Regions from separate parts of the Homo sapiens genome. Here region 1 is linked to region 2. A link is an interaction called in ENCODE POLR2A ChIA-PET data of the cell type or tissue named here. Cell type or tissue: B cell. All regions are shown on one strand. Each heading gives the region's core, and the rest is flanking DNA. Links, peaks and the distances in the headings are about the cores only.

Region 1 (7,588 bases), core at 1,614-6,613, 280 kb before region 2:
CTCACACCTGTAATCCCAGCACTGTGGGAGGCCGAGGCAGGCAGATCACTTGAGGCCAGGAGTTCAAGACCAGCCTGGCCAACATGGTGAAACCCATCTCTACAAAAAATACAAAAAATTAGCTGGGTGTGGTGGTGGACACCTGTAATCCCAGCTACTCAGGAGCCTGAGGCACAAGAATCACTTGAACCTGGGAGGTGAAGGTTGCAGTAAGCCAAGATCACACCACTGCACTCCAGCCTGGGTGACAGAGAAAGACTCTGTCTGAAAAGAAAAGAAAGAAAAGAAAAGAAAAGAAAAAGTTAAACCCTGTTCAAAATGGCTGCGGCCCCATTTCCCACAAGCTGCTGAGCATCCCAGACAGACTCCGAACCCTCCTGGACATCACCTGTCCACCTGAGGCTACCTTCATCCTCAATGGGCGGGGCGTGAACATGCAAATGAGTGAAACCCTTCAGAGCTGACACCTGTGGCCCACAACCAGGTCTGAGGTAATCAACCTGGTTGCCTGTGGGGACAGAAGCAGGGTGAGAAGTCCGTACCCCACCTGTGCCTCCCCTTCCACCCCAGGGGCCGGCCAAGCTAAATTTAACCAGGCTGAAATCTTCCACATTCACATTACGACAACCTGTCAAGACCACAGCTGCCACACATCCTAATTGAAGTTCTTGGAGAAACTGGTGGCCCTTGCCCCAAACTCCCATCCACTGGCCACCTCCTCTGGTTCCCAGACCTCCTTCCTCCCACTGACTGACCCATGAGACCCAAAGTCACAGCCTTCTTGCCAACTAGTCTCCCAATGTCATACCCACAAGGGAGGATTTCTCAAATGGTTCCTTTAAAGCTTTTTACTATGAAAATTTCCTAGCATATTCAGAAGTAGATGACAGCAACCCATCCTCCCGCTGCAACTGTTAGGTCACCTCATGGCCACTCTTGGTTCATCTCCATCCTCACTCGGTACCCGTCCCCAACACCCCAACCTCCACTGCACCCCCCAGTGAATCTGAAGGACATGCCAGATAGTGTATCACCTCATCCCAAGATACTATTTAGAAACTGAAAGACTCAAGTTGTCTAAAAAGATGTGTCCATTCTTTTTTTTTTGAGACAGGGTCTCACTCTGGCACCCAGGCTGGAGCGCAGTGGCGCGATCACAGCTCACTGCAGCCTTGACATCCCGCGCTCAGGTGATCCTCCCACCTCAGCCTTCCAAGTAGCTGGGACTACAGGCATGCGACACCATGCCCAGCTAGTTTTTGTACTCTTTGTAGAAACAGAGTTTGCCATGTTGCCCAGGCTGCTGGTGTTGAACTCTTAGATTCAAGCAATCCACCTGCCTCAGCCTCCCAAAGTGCTAGGATTATAGGGGTGAGCCACTGAGCCCACCTGATGTGTCTCTTTTTTGTTTTGTTTTGTTTTTATTTTTTTTTTTTGAGATGGAGTCTCGCTCTGTTGCCCAGGCTGGAGTGTGGAGTGCAATGGCACAATCTCAGCTCACTGCAACCTCTGCCTCCCGGGTTCAAGTGATTCTCCTGCCTCAGCCTCCCAAGTAGCTGGGACTACAGGCGCACACTGCCACGCCCTGCTAATTTTTTTATATTTTTAGTAGAGACGGGGTTTCACCACGTTGCCCAGGCTGGTTTCGAACTCCTGAGCTCAGGCAATCCATCCGCCTCAGCCTCCCAAAGTGCTGGGATTACAGATGTGAGCCACCACGCCCAGCCCATTCTTTAGTCATCTATCCATCCGTGCATTCATCTAACACATGTCAAGCCACTCCTACGTGCCAACGGATAAAGGAGATTCAAAGATAAACGAGGCTAAAAAGGACCCCCACATTCCAGGAGCTCCCAGTCTACAATGTCACACTTGAACTGCCGAGAATCTTGTGATGTCATCTGCTTCACTCCAATGATAGGCAAGATCATCTTATACCTACACCATCTTGGGTGTGATAGGCTCCACAAACATAGGGACCTGCATGTGTTCTCTGCTGCAGCCTCAATCCCTGGGACAGTGCCTGGTACACAATAGGCTCTCAATAAACATTCGTGGAGGAACTGAGGCAGGTGCATGAGGAGCCTCTTCCCAGGTCCCCCGTGCACACCTACCTCTGGGCTCCCACCAGGCAAGGGGCCATGACTGGTGAGAATGCAGATGTGGTGCCAAGGAGGTTTTGCAATTCCACTGGGCAGATCAGGCATGGATGGAGGAACAGGAGAGTTCAGCCAGGATCAGGAGATCTGGCCTAACTGTGTTCTGACCCACCCTGCCACGCCATACTAGTCACTTTCAGATCTCCCCCCAACCTTCGGGGCAAAGAGAATGACCAAGCCAGGCAAACAAGGCCTTCAGCATCTGACCTGCCTCTCCGGCCTCATCTCTCCCCGCTGTGTCACTCTGGTATAGCCCCAGCCATGGTGAGCTCCATGCAGCCCTTCAAAGGGACCCTGTGTACCTTGCCTCTCAGCCTTGTTGGGGGCTGTCCGTTTGCTATAAGGCCAGAGAGGCTACTGTTGACTGTCTCACTGTATGCCTGTCATCCTCTGCCAGGACAGGGACCTTGCATGGGCCCCTCAATGTCGCCAGTGTCCAACCGAGGGCACAGCACAGAGGAGGCTCCGTCTGCTGAATAAATGCCAGGTGAGCAGCAAGGTGTGGACATTATCTGTGCTTCCCTTCCAGCCCTGCCACGTGGAGGTTCCAGGCCACTGGTTACTGCACAGAGAAGGTGTCTTGAGGAAGAAACACCAGGGCAGGGAGGAAGGAAAGGGCTGCCAACAGCCATCTCATTAGCAGACTACTGCAAACACTGTGTAGGCTGGGAGAACATGAGGCCACTGCTCTCCATTAGCCCAACATAAAACTGGGCCATCAGGAAGAGGTAACTATGAGACACAGCACCTGAATCACACTCTGGCATCCTTCCACTGTGTCTGTCACCCCCAGCAGCACCCGGTGTCTCAGGAGGGCTCCATTGGCAGCTGCCAGCCTCAGGTCCGTGTTGGTGTTGGCCTGTAAGACAAACGCCAGGCCCATCACCAGACCTCCATGCTACTGGGGAGCTCCCAGGCTCTGGGCAGTAGAAACACACCATCCCACCCCCAGATGCCAAGGGACAATCCCCACCCTCAGGACTGTCCCATTTCCTCCCCTATTAAATGGTCGGGGGTGGAGGCAGTCACAGTGACTCATGCCTGTAATCCCAGTGTTTTGAGAGACTAAGGCAGGAGAATTTCTTGAAGCCAGGGGTTTGAGGCCAGCCTGGACAATGTAGCGAGATGCCGTCTCTATAAAAAATTGTTTAAAAATTAACTACGTGGGGCCAGGCGCGGTGGTTCACGCCTGTAATCCCAGCACTTTGGGAGGCCGAGGCAGGTGGATCACAAGGTCAGGAGTTCGAGACCAGCCTGGCCAACATGGTGAAACCCCTTCTCTACTAATAATACAAAAATTAGCTGGGCGTGGTGACACACACCTGTAGTCCCAGCTACTCGGGAGGCTGAGACAGGAGAATTGCTTGAACCCAGGAGGCAGAGGTTGCAGTGCACAGAGATCACGCCACTGCACTCCAGCCTGGGCAACAGAGTGAGACTCTGTCTCAAAAAAAAAAAAAAAAATTAACTAGGCATGTTAGCATCCACCTGTAGTCCCAACTACTTGGGAGGGTGAGGCGAGAGGATCACTTGAGCCCAGGAGTGTGAGGTTATAGTAAGCTATGATTGTGCCACTGCACTCCAGCCTAGGTGACAGAGTGAGACTCTATCTCTTAAAAATAAGGGAAGAAAAATAAAATGAGATGGGGGATAGTTGGAACAGTAAATTCAATAGTGTCAGACAGCCCTGGGATAAAGCCCAGCTCTGCTGCTTCCTAGCTATATGGCCCTGGACAAGGTATGTCCCTTCCCTGAACCTTATTTTCTTCAGTTGTAGAATAAAAGAATGTGTCTGCCTCCTAGGAATGGAGTGAGATTTCACTGAGATTGTGTGTAAAGTACTTAACCCAGGGCCTGGGACTCTGTCAAGGTTCATAAGATATTTGCGGAAGATGGGAGATCAAATGGGTTTGATCTGTTTGAGCTGACACATCAAATCTGTTGTGTAAGTGAAGCACTCACTCCATCTAGAAAGCACCTACTTTAAAGTACCTAACACAGCGCCTGGCCCTCAGGTGGGGCTCTGGGAATCAGCCTCCTGCTCTCCTACCCAAACCAATGGACGCCACGCATTCAGCTGGGAGAGTGGATGCTAAACAGGTGGGGGAGAAGAGGAGGGACAAGAGGACCCCAAATGCTGGTTTGGGGAAGTAAGCACAAGAGGACTTTCAGACTCAGTTAGAAGAGAGCAGCCTGATCAAGAATAATAGTTCTCAAAAGGGGCAGCACCCTGTAAGGGAGATTTTGGAAATGCAAGGAGGACCCTTTGGTTGTCACAGGGATGGGATGGACAGTGCTGGCACTTAGTGGATGAGGGCCAGGGGTTCTGAACCCATGCCTTCCACTGAAAGACATGTCCTATTAGAAACCATTCTGCATGTTCAAGACTGTCCCCTGGGCTGCCTGGATTCCAAATGTCCCACTGAGCATACATGCAGATAAAAAAAAATCTACTTAGAATTCTCTGGTCAGCCAACCTAACTCCAGTTTACATTTATACCTAAAGTGATTTTTTTTTTTTTTTTTTTGGAGACCTAGTCTCGCTCTGTCACCCAGGTTGGAATGCAGTGGTACGATCACAGCTCACTGCAGGCTTGACCTCCTGAGCTCAGATCTTCCTACCTCAGCCTCCCAAGCAGCTGGGACCACACATGCATGCCACCACACTCAGCTAACTTTTAAATTTTTTGTAGAGATCGAGTCTCACTATGTTGCCCAGGCTGGTCTCAAACTCCTAGGTTCAAGCAATTCTCCCACCTCAGCCTCCCAAAGTGCTGGGATTACAGACATGAGCCATCACGCCCAGCCACTTAACGTGATTGTTTGCATGAGTTTAATGTACACTGAATTTTCCAGGAATGCCTCTACTATGAAAATTGAGGAATAATTATATTTTGTTTTGCCTAGATCTGTAGTAAGAAGATTTGGATGTGGATTTGGATTTGATGTGGATTTCTTCCTTCTAGAAATCTGTATCACCAATAGTTCAATTCCTAACGTACCTCTCACTGCCCATATAACCTTGGGCAAATTACTAAACATCTCTGTGCCTCCATCTCCTTACCCCCAAATGGAGATAATAATGCCCCTACCTCAGAGGAGTATAATAAGGATGAAATGAGTTAATCCATGTAGAATAATTGAAAGAATTGAACACTTAACACATGTCAGCTGATAATATCACAGTGAGGATGACAGTGAACTTAAATCATTGTGTTTTCACTGTGCCATATTAGCCGCAAATATTTGTAGGAACTTGGAACTTCTCATGTGTCCTAGCAATGTGCCAGGACTTGCCTGCCTTTACAAACCAGCCAATCTTTTTTTTTTTTTTTTTTTTTTTTGAGGCAGGCTGGAGTATAATGTTGCCATCAGAGCTCACTGCAGCCTTGAACTCCTAGGCTCAAGCAATCCTCCCACCTCAGCCTCCCAGGACTATGGGCATGTGCCACCACACCCCGCTGATTTTATTTTTTGTAGAGACAGAGTCTCACAATGTTGCCTAGCCTGGTCTCAAACTCCTGGGCCCAAGTGATCCTCCCACCTGAGCCTCCCAAAGTACTGGGATTATAAGTGTGAGCCACCATGCCCGGCCCAAATCTTCCAATCCTGAGAAAGGCTAACAGTGAGCCAAAGGGAAAACAAGACAGTTATGCCAGACATTGATGCTCTCAAAGACATCAAGTAACAACAGAGAGGATGCTAACAGTAAGAGTGACAATGGTCAGGAAGAGGGGATCTGCATAGTCCTGAGTGACAAGGGATCCAGGGAGGAGGAGGTCCTGGAGCTGAGACCCAAAAGAAGACCTGAGAAGGGCTGTGTGGCCATGGACTGGTTACTTAACCTCTCTGAACTTCCGTTTCCTCACTGGCAAACAGAGTTAATAACAGTTAATACTTACAAAGCATTTACTTTACACCAGGTACTATTATAAACACTTTGTGTGTCTAAGTCATTTAATTCTCACAATAACCCTATGAGGGAGCTACAATTATTATCTCATGTTTTAGATGAGGAAACTGAGGCCCTGATAGATTAAGTAACTCACCCCAAGTTGCAGAGCTAGCAAATGGCGGCGGTATCCTGCCTCCTTATAAGGTTGTTGTTGGGCATAGACGTGAAGCCCCAAGCATACAGCATACAATAGGTGCTCATGAAATGATGGACATTATTAGGAAGAAAATAAGGAGTCTCCTAAATGAGCAGACAGTGATGATGGCATTGCCAGGATGCACCTGAGACCTCCATGCTGCACACAAGCCTTGCGCATTTTCTGGGATCTGTGCCTGGCACAGAGTAAGACCTGTCTTGGATGGATGGATGGATGGATGGATGGATGGATGGATAGATATATATTGTTGGAACAGTAAATTCAATAGTGTCAGTCCTGGGCCAGAGCCCAGCTCTGCTGTTTCCTGGCTGTGCGGCCCTGACAAGGTATGTCCTGGTACTATCAAGGGCTTCATAAATACCAGCTGAATAAAAGGAGGAAAGAAGAGACAGAGGCAGAGAGCCAAAGCAGGCATTCCCTCCACCATGTGAATTACATCCACATCCTCGAAGCACCTGTCAGGTGCCAATCTTTTTTGCTTGCTCCTGCTAACTAAAACAAAACACTTTGCTTCTTCCCCTCCCCAAGACAAAGTTCTTGCTGCAGGAGTAGCCAGCTCGATTTGTTTTATAGGCCAAACACAAGGGCCATGAAAGCTTCAACAGACCCCAAGGGCAGCATTATTTTGTCAGTCTTGTGGCAAAGCCCAACAAAGATCCTTACAGAATGAGTACACCATATAGTTCCCGTTTGTCTCGTGAACACACGCACTAAGTGGAATTCACACCCCAAATGCTGATTTACATTTCCCAACATCCTGCCCCCTCTTTCTGAGTCAGGCAAGATCAGAGTCCAGCACTGTGCCAGGGATCGGGGGATGGAGGAACAAGAGCTTCCCAAGTAGGTGGAAAGACAACATAGGTGTGGTAGCAGAGAAATGGTCCCCAAAGATGTCTAAATCCTATTCGCCAAAACCAGTGCAAATGTTGTTACACAGCAAAGGGGAGTTAAAGCCACCGATGAAATTTATGTTGTTAATCAGCTGACCTTAAAATTAGGAGATTATCTCAGATTATCCAGCTGGCCCAATGTAATCACAAGGGTCCTTAAAAGTAGAAGAGGGAGGCAAAAGAGCCAGAGAAGGAGATGTGAAAAAGATTGGATCTGCCATTGCTGGCTTTGAAGATGAAGAAAAGGATCACGAGCCAAGGAATGCAGAGGACCACTAGGAGCTAAACAGGCAAGAAAACAGATTCTCCCCCAGAGCCTTCAGAAGGAAGCAGCCCTGCCTGTACCTAGATTTTAGTCCAGTGAGACCTATGTCAAATATCTAACCTACAGAACTGGAAGATAATAAATTGGTGTTGTTTTAATCCA
Region 2 (8,136 bases), core at 1,627-6,626:
CAGAATGTTTGTTTCCACCCTAAAACCACAGGGATGATCACTGTCAGAGTGAATAAGACAGCGCTTCACAGTTTAGACATGGCTTACCTGTCCTGCCTCTTCAAGTGTGGAATGTATACCACTGATAGCCCTTGAAATGATTTTGGGTAGTGTGGGACATGATTTTCAGTAGGACACATGCAGTATTAAAGAACATTATTCTCAGCTGGGCACAGTGGCTCATGCCTGTAATCCCAGCATTGAGGGAGGCCAAGGCAGGTGGATCACTTGAGTCCAGGAGTTCAAGACTAGCCTGAGCAAAACGGCAAAGCCCCATCTCAACAAGAAATACAAAAATTAGCCAGGCATGGTGGTACACGCCTATAGCCCTAGCTATTTGGGAGGCTGAAGCAGGTGAATCTCTTGAGCCCAGGAGGCGGAGGTTGCAGTGAGCTGAGATCGGGCCACTGCACTCCAGCCTGGGTGATAGTGTGAGACCCTGTCTCAAAAAAAAAAAAAGAAAAAAGAATATCATTCTCTTTTTCTGTCTCTGACCTTCTAATGATGCCAAGGAGAAAGTCTCAGTTAGTGCTGTGGTGTCTTTTTTATTTTTCTTTTTTTGTACTTTAAGTTTTAGGGTACACGTGCACAACGTGCAGGTTTGTTACATATGTATACATGTGCCATGTTGGTGTGCTGCACCCATTAACTCGTCATTTAACATTAGGTATATCTCCTAATGCTATCCCTCCCCCCACCCCACAACAGCCCCCGGTGTGTGATGTTCCCCTTCCTGTGTCCATTTGTTTTCATTGTTCAATTGCCACCTATGAGTAAGAACATGCGGTGTTTGGTTTTTTGTCCTTGTGATAGTTTACTGAGAGCTGTGGTGTCTTTAATGCCTCTCTTGAACTTCTGTGGAAAAAGAGAGAGAGAGACAGTATGAGAGCACACAAGGCCTAGAGCATTTAGCAGGCAAGTGGATCTATCTAGTATATGATAATATTCAGGTTTCTTATATTTATCCTCAAAGTTAGTTTCTGTTTGTCACATGACACACTGATCTTCTGTTTTGAATAGTGATCTAAAATCTTTGGAGTAGATGGAAGTTTATGGAAATGACTGAAATAGGGAAGGTGGTATGCAAACTCCTTAAGTCTGGGAAATGCTGCTTTAACATTTCCTCTTTGGTGTTGGGTGGGTTTTGTTGGCATCCATATTTTATAGTTGAGAAAAGTGAGGTTGAGAGAGGGGAAGTGCCTTGCCCTAGGTCACACAGCTAGAAGGTGGCAGAACCAGGCTGGGCAGCCAGGGATGTCTGACTCCAGAGCTTGTGCCCTGGGCTGCTTGGCTCCCAGGACAGGCCAACCCCTGCGTCAGGGCTGCCTGGCAGAACTCAAGGATGGTCTTCTCTTCCCATGCCAGGGAGGCCACGGAGAAGATGGTATCTATGAAGCCACCAGGTTTCCAGGCATCCCTGGCTAGAGACGGGCACATGTCAGGCCTGGGCAAGGCTGAGGCAGCCCCTCCAGGCCCTGGCGTGCCACCCCACCCTCCAGGCACCAAGTCCGCAGCATCCCACCAAAGTAGTATGACCAGCCTGGAGGGAAGCGGCATCTCTGAGCGCCTTCCACAGAAGCCTTTGCACCGAGGCGGTGGGCCCCACCTGGAGGTAAGTCTCCACATGGGGGAATGGGCCCAGAACCTCAGGGTCATTCCTGGGTCTTCTCAACTTTCTGCTTCTGGGTCTTTCCTTGTGCTATTCCTTCTTGGAATACTTGCTGCTCCTGTCCCTGCCAGCCACAATCCCACCTGACATGCAGGACTTATGCTCAGTGTCACCCCCCAAACCTGTCCCTCTTCCGGAGCTCTTGTTCCTCCTCTGAGAGCTTGCAACCCATTGCTTATACTTCTCTGAGCCTGCCCATCACAGCTGGAGAGACTAGTTCTATGCTCTTTAGAGTAGACATCACTGCTGCAAAGTCACAGGCCACTATGGAAATGTGACTGTCATAGAATAATGCATATATATGCATGCATGTGCACTTATGCACAAACACACACACACACACACACACTTCTGTAGTCCTAACGAGCCCATGGTCAGGATTCTCTGCACTAGACATGAACTCAGCGAGGGCAGGCACCTGTGTTGCTCTGTTTGTGTTCTCTGTGCCGTGTGTTAAACCCAGCGGGTAGGACCTGTACATATTTGATGGTCTCGTTTTTCCAATGCCTTGGGCCTGAGCATTTCCACTGTCAGATAAGACCATAGTATTCCAGGCCTAAGCCAGGAGACACTGGAAATAAGGCTTTCTCCCTCTCCCCTTGCTAGTCCTTGTCCATGGCCTTGTCTCTCCCAAGGGCTCTGGCTGCCACCCCTCAGGGAGGCAGCACTTGCTGAGGGTCCTCCTGGGGTGCAGAGTCCCTGCTGGTAGCCAGATTCTTGTGCTGAGGCCTGAGAGCCTGAGAGCCCTCACTCCTGGGCCTGGCTGTTGGGAGCTGGGCCAGCAACCCTGGGGTGTGAGCCTCTGGGAGGTGAGGCCAGGCCACGATTTGGGAAGGGCTTCCCAGTGTGCCTTGGACACATTCCTCAGACATAAAGGGATACTGCCTCTTTCAGGAGACCTGGATGGCGTCCCCAGAGACAGACAGTGGCTTTGTGGGCTCAGAAACAAGCAGAGTTTCACCCCTCACCCAGACTCCAGAGCACCGGCTCTCCCACATCAGGTATCCCGGGATCCCGCCATTGTCCCGTCAGTGCCACATTCCTGGGACAGCCTGGGAATCACAGTGCCTGTGATGGCCCAGAATAAGAGAGGATGGTCTGTCCATTCGTAGGCCCTCATTTCATCCCCTAACCGTGATTTCTTGTTCCTGTGTTATGGACAGAGGAAACAGAGCTTCAGAGAGGGGAGTAACTAGTCCAGCCTCACATAGCTAATTAGCGACAGACTGGGAAATTCATTTTTGTTGAGCAAATGAATGGATGAATGAATAAAAACTACAGGGAGGGCACTGTGAGGTGAACAGAAGACAAGGGCAAAGGGCACTCAGGGTGGCTACATGGAACCCAAAGGGAAGGGAGAAGGCGGAGGGGACAGGGGTGAAGAGTGGAGGGATGGAGCCTCCAAAGCTGGGTGCAGGCCCTTCAGGAGGCCCACATGGCAACCCAAGGGTGCATGCAAAGGAAGGATTAGAAATCCTATTTCTCTTTTATGTATTCTACACATAAACTGAGCTTTATTATTTTGCATATTGGGTTGGCCAGTGAACAGTTTACAAAGAATTGGGCATCTAATGTGTGTGTGTCCTTGGAAATATTGTACCACCCGAGATGCAAAGTTACAAAGGGTGGGAGCTTATTGGGTTAGCATGTGGAGGGGCTCAGATGCTGCCGCCTGAGTGTCTCACTCTGTGTGACCCCTGTGTGTCCCTTCCTCCACGGTCCCCCAGCACAGCAGGAACATTAGCCCAGCCCTTTGCTGCATCTGTGCCCAGGGATGGAGCTTCCTACCCCAAGGCCAGGGGTTCTCTGATTCCCAGAAGAGCCACAGAGCCCAGCACACCCCGGAGCCAAGCACAGAGGTACCTCTCCAGCCCAAGTGGGCCTCTCCGGCAGAGGGCACCCAACTTCAGCCTGGAGCGGACACTGGCAGCCGAGATGGGTGAGTGCAGGAGTCTGACTTGGACAGAACTGCATGGGTTGAAAAATCAAATAGAAAAACTTGCAGAACCCTTTAGGATATGACATATTAGCCAGGTTCATTGTACTGAAATTTGAAATTACAGATAACGTGGACAAAAGGGAACAAAAGAAAAAAAAATACTCTGGAAACCATCAGTGCTGACGTTTTGGTGTAGAACCTGTGAGCTGTTCTCTGTGCCGATATAAATGTGTGTTTGTTTACACATACTGTCATGCACTGCATAGCAACGTTTTGTTCAACGACAGACAGCGTGCACGGCGGTGGTCCCATAAGATTTTCATGGAGCTGAAAATTCCTTTGGTTGCGATGTTGCAGTCATTGCAGAGCAACACTTCACTCACATGTTTGTGGTGATGCTGGTGGAAACAAACCTACTGCGCTGCCGGTCACATGAAAGTACAGTCCCAGCCGGGTGCAGCGGCTCGTGCCTGTAATCCCAGCACTTTGGGAGGCCGAGGCGGGTGGATCACCTGAGGTCAGGAGTTCGAGACGAGCCTGGCCAACGTGGTGAAACCCCGTCTCTACTAAAAATACAAAAAATTAGCCAGGCATGGTGGCAGGTGCCTGTAATCCTAGCTACTTGGGAGGCTGAGGCAGGAGAATTGCTTGAACCCGGGAGGTGGAAGTTGCAGTGAGCTGCAATCGTGCCATTGCACTCCAGCCTGGGTGACAGAGCAAGACTCTGTATCAAAAAAAAAAAAAAAAGTACAGTACAGGCCGGGCATGGTGGCTCATGCCTGTAATCTCAGCACTTTGGGAGGCCAAGGTGGGAGGATCACTTAAGGCCAGGATCACCTGTGGCCAACATGACAAAACCCCATCTCTATTAAAAATACAAAAATTAGCCAGGTGTGGTGGCTTACGACTGTAATCCCAGCTACTCAGGAGGCTGAGGCATGAGAATTGCTTGAACCCAGGAGGCGGAGGCAGAGGTTTCAGTGAGCCAAGATCGCACCACTGCACACCAGCCTGGGTGACAGAGCAAGACTCTGTCTCAAAAAAAAAAAAAAAAAGTACCGTATAGCACCTACGATTATGTACAGTACCTAATACTTGATAACTAATGACTCTGTTACTGGTTTATGTATTTACTATACTTTTTATCATTATTTTAGAGTGTATTTCTTCTACTTATTTTAAAAATGTTAACTATTTTTTTTTTTTTTTTTTGAGACAGAGTCTCGCTCTTTCACCCAGGCCAGACTGCAGTGGCACAATCTCGGCTCACTGCAAGCTCTGCCTCCCAGGTTCACGCCATTCTCCTGCCTCAGCCTCCCAAGTAGCTGGGACTACAGGCGCCCACCACCATGCCTGGCTAATTTTTTGTATTTTTAGTAGAGACGGGGTTTCACCGTGTTAGCCAAGATGGTCTCGATCTCCTGACCTCGTGATCCGCCCTCCTCAGCCTCCCAAAGTGCTGGGATTACAGGCGTGAGCCACCGCGCCCAGCCTAAAAATGTTAACTATTAAATAGCCTCAGGTAGTCCTTCGAGAGGTATTCCAGAAGAAGGTGTTGTTATCACAGATGACAGTGCTATTATTGCCCCAGAAGAACAAGATGTGGAGGTAGAAGACAGGGATATTGATGACCCTGACCCTATACAGGCCTAGGCTAATGTGTGTGTGTGTCTGTGATGTGTGTGTGTTTGTCTTAGTTTCTAACAGAAAAGTTTTTAAAGTTTTTTAAAAAAAAGTTAAAAATAGAAAAAAGCTTATAAGGATATCAAGAAAGAAAATATTTTTTACTTTACAATGTATTTTTAAGTTAAATGTTATTACAAAAGAGTCAAAAGGTTAAAAACCATTTAAAAAGCTTATAAAGTAAAAATGTTACTGTAAGTTAAACTTGATTAATTATTGAAGAAAAAACTTTTGTATAAATGTTGTAAATTTAGCCTAAGTGTATGGTGTTTATAAAGTCTACAGCAGTGTACAGTAATGTCCTAGGCCTTCACATTCACTCACCACTCACTCACTGACTCACCCAGAGCAACTTCCAGTCCTGCGAGCTCCATTCATGGTAAGGACCCTTTACAGGTGTACCATTTTTAAAATCTTTTATACCATATTTTTATGGTCTGTTTTCTATGTTTAGATACACAAATACTTACCATTGTGTTACAGATACCTACAGTATTCAGCAGGCAATGTTGTAGAGGTTTGTAGCCTACAATAATGGGCTATTCCATCTACCTCACATATGTAATAGGTGTGGGTAATCTATGATGTTTGTGACATGGTGAAACAGAATAACAATGTGTTTCTGGGAGCTTATACCCAATATTAAGTGATGCGTGACTATACTTAAAACAGAAATGAGGCTGGGCACGGTGGCTCACGCCTGTAATCCTAACACTTTGGGAGGCTGAGGCGGGTGGATCACCTGAGGTCAGAAGCTCAAGACCAGCCTGGCCAACATGGCAAAACCCCATCTCCACTAAAAATACAAAAATTAGCCAGACGTGGTGGCTGGCACCTAAAATCCCAGCTACTCAGGAGGCTGAGGCAGGAGAATGGCTTAAACCCGGGGGCGGAGGTTGCAGTGAGCTGAGATTGCGCCACTTCACTTCAGCCTGGGCGAAAGAGCAAAACTCCATCTCAAAAAACATAAAAAAAAAAAACAAAAAATAAGATCATTTTATATGTGAATATTTGGCGACCTCCTTTTTTCACTAAATTGTACTATAAACACTTTCCATGTCTATGAAATCTATATGTGATTCAGTTTTTGACCTTTAGAAATACACATGAATTATTTATTGAAATTAAAAACCACCAAAAAGAACTTAAATTGATGAGTTTTTACAAGGTGAACAGACACCAAGAAACTCAGTATGATCTGAACCCCAGAACCTCACTGAAGTCCCATTTAGTCACTACCTGCTTCCCAAACATAACCACTGTTCTGACTTCTGACACCTCAGATTAGCTTTGCCTAAAAGGTTCATCTTTTTTTTTTTTTGAGATGGAGTCTCGCTCTGTTGTCCAGGCTGGAGTGCAATGGTGCACTCTCTGCTCACTGCAACATCCACCTCCCGGGTTCAAGAGATTCTCCTGCCTCAGCCTCCTGAGAAGCTGGGATTATAGGCACGCGCCACCACGCCTGGCTAATTTTTGTATTTTTAGTGGATATGGGGTTTCACCATGTTGGTCAGGCTGGTCTCGAACTCCTGACCTTGTGACCCGCCCGCCTCGGCCTCCCAAAGTGCTGGGATTACCGGCATGAGCCACCACGCCCAGCTGGTTCATTATTTTAAAAACGTTTTTAATTAAACTTTTTTTTTTTGAGATGGAGTCTCACTCTGTCCCCCAGGCTGGTATGTAGTGGTACGATCTCAGCTCACTGCAACCTCCACCACTCAGGTTCAAGTGATTCTCCAGCCTCAGCCTCGCGAGTAGCTGGGACTACAGGTATGCACCACTGCGTCCAGCTAATTTTTGTATTTTTAGTAGAAATGGGTTTCACCATGTTGGCCAGGCTAGTCTCAAACTCCTGACCTCAAGTGATCCGCCCGCCTCAGCCTCCCAAAGTGCTGGGATTATAGGTGTGAGCCGCCACGCCCGGCCTTTAATTAAACTTTTTATTTGGAGATAATTGTAGATTCACATGCAGTTATAAGAAATAATACACAGAGATCCCATGTGCCTTTACTCAGTTTTCCCCAGTGAGACTATCTTGCAAAACTGTAGTACAATGTCACAGCCAGATGTTGACATTGATGCAGTCAAGATACAGAACGTTCCATCACCACAAGGAGCCTCATGCTACCCTTTCATAGGCACACCCACTTCCCTCCTGCCCCCAGCCTGTCCTTAACCCCTGGTAAGCACTAATCTGTTCTCCATTTCTATAATTTTATCATTTCAAGAATGTTCTATAAATAGAATCATATACTATGTAACCTTTTGGGATTGGCTTTTCACTCAGCATAATTCTCTGGAGATTTATCTAGATTATTCTGTGTATTAATAGTTAGCTCCTTTATATATTGCTGAGTAGTATTCCAAGGGTTTCATTGCTTTTATTTTTTATTTATTTCTTTATTGTTTTTGAGACAGGGTCTTGCTCTGTCACCCAGGCTGCAGTGCAGTGTCGCCATTATGGCTCACTGCAGCCTTGTCCTCCCTGGCCCAAGCGATCCTCCTGCTTCAGCCTCCCAAGTAGCTGGGACCAAAGGGGCATACTTCCACATCCAGCTAATTTTTTTATATATATAATTTTTTTTTTTTTTTGCAAAGATGGGGTCTTTCTATATTACCTAGGCTAGACTCAAACTTCTGGGCGCAAGCAATCCTCCCGTCTCAGCCTCCCAGAGTGCTGGGATTACAGGCGTGAGCCACCATGTCTGGCCAGTTCATTGCTTTTAATGCAGGGGACGGATTAGTGGTTTTTAACCTTTGGTCACCCATCCCTTTGGGAGATTCGTTAAAAGTTATTAATGCTCTC

What was found. ChIA-PET counts read pairs that join two places held together with the same protein. Peaks named below come from ENCODE experiments on the same cell type or tissue, not always from the same donor. Only the 100,000 strongest peaks of a DNase experiment are listed, where the experiment ranks them.
Region 1: POLR2A ChIA-PET joins it to region 2 with 5 read pairs; 2 of 35 experiments call an interaction of 5 or more read pairs at or near these places.

Annotation. Positions count from the first base shown.
Region 1 is chr9:114,629,198-114,636,785 of GRCh38, reverse strand. It overlaps TMEM268 (transmembrane protein 268), which reads right to left. Exons shown (of 9, transcript NM_153045.4): 6 at 2,908-3,018. Among named protein-coding and RNA genes, the nearest start is that of TMEM268, 22 kb to the right of the region's middle. In B cell, for the core only: no CTCF peak of the experiment used is centred there; no DNase peak of the experiment used is centred there.
Region 2 is chr9:114,351,436-114,359,571 of GRCh38, reverse strand. It overlaps AKNA (AT-hook transcription factor), which reads left to right. Exons shown (of 22, transcript NM_001317950.2): 12 at 1,405-1,651; 13 at 2,603-2,709; 14 at 3,436-3,647. Among named protein-coding and RNA genes, the nearest start is that of ORM2, 26 kb to the right of the region's middle. In B cell, for the core only: no CTCF peak of the experiment used is centred there; no DNase peak of the experiment used is centred there; H3K27ac peaks cover 2,066 bases.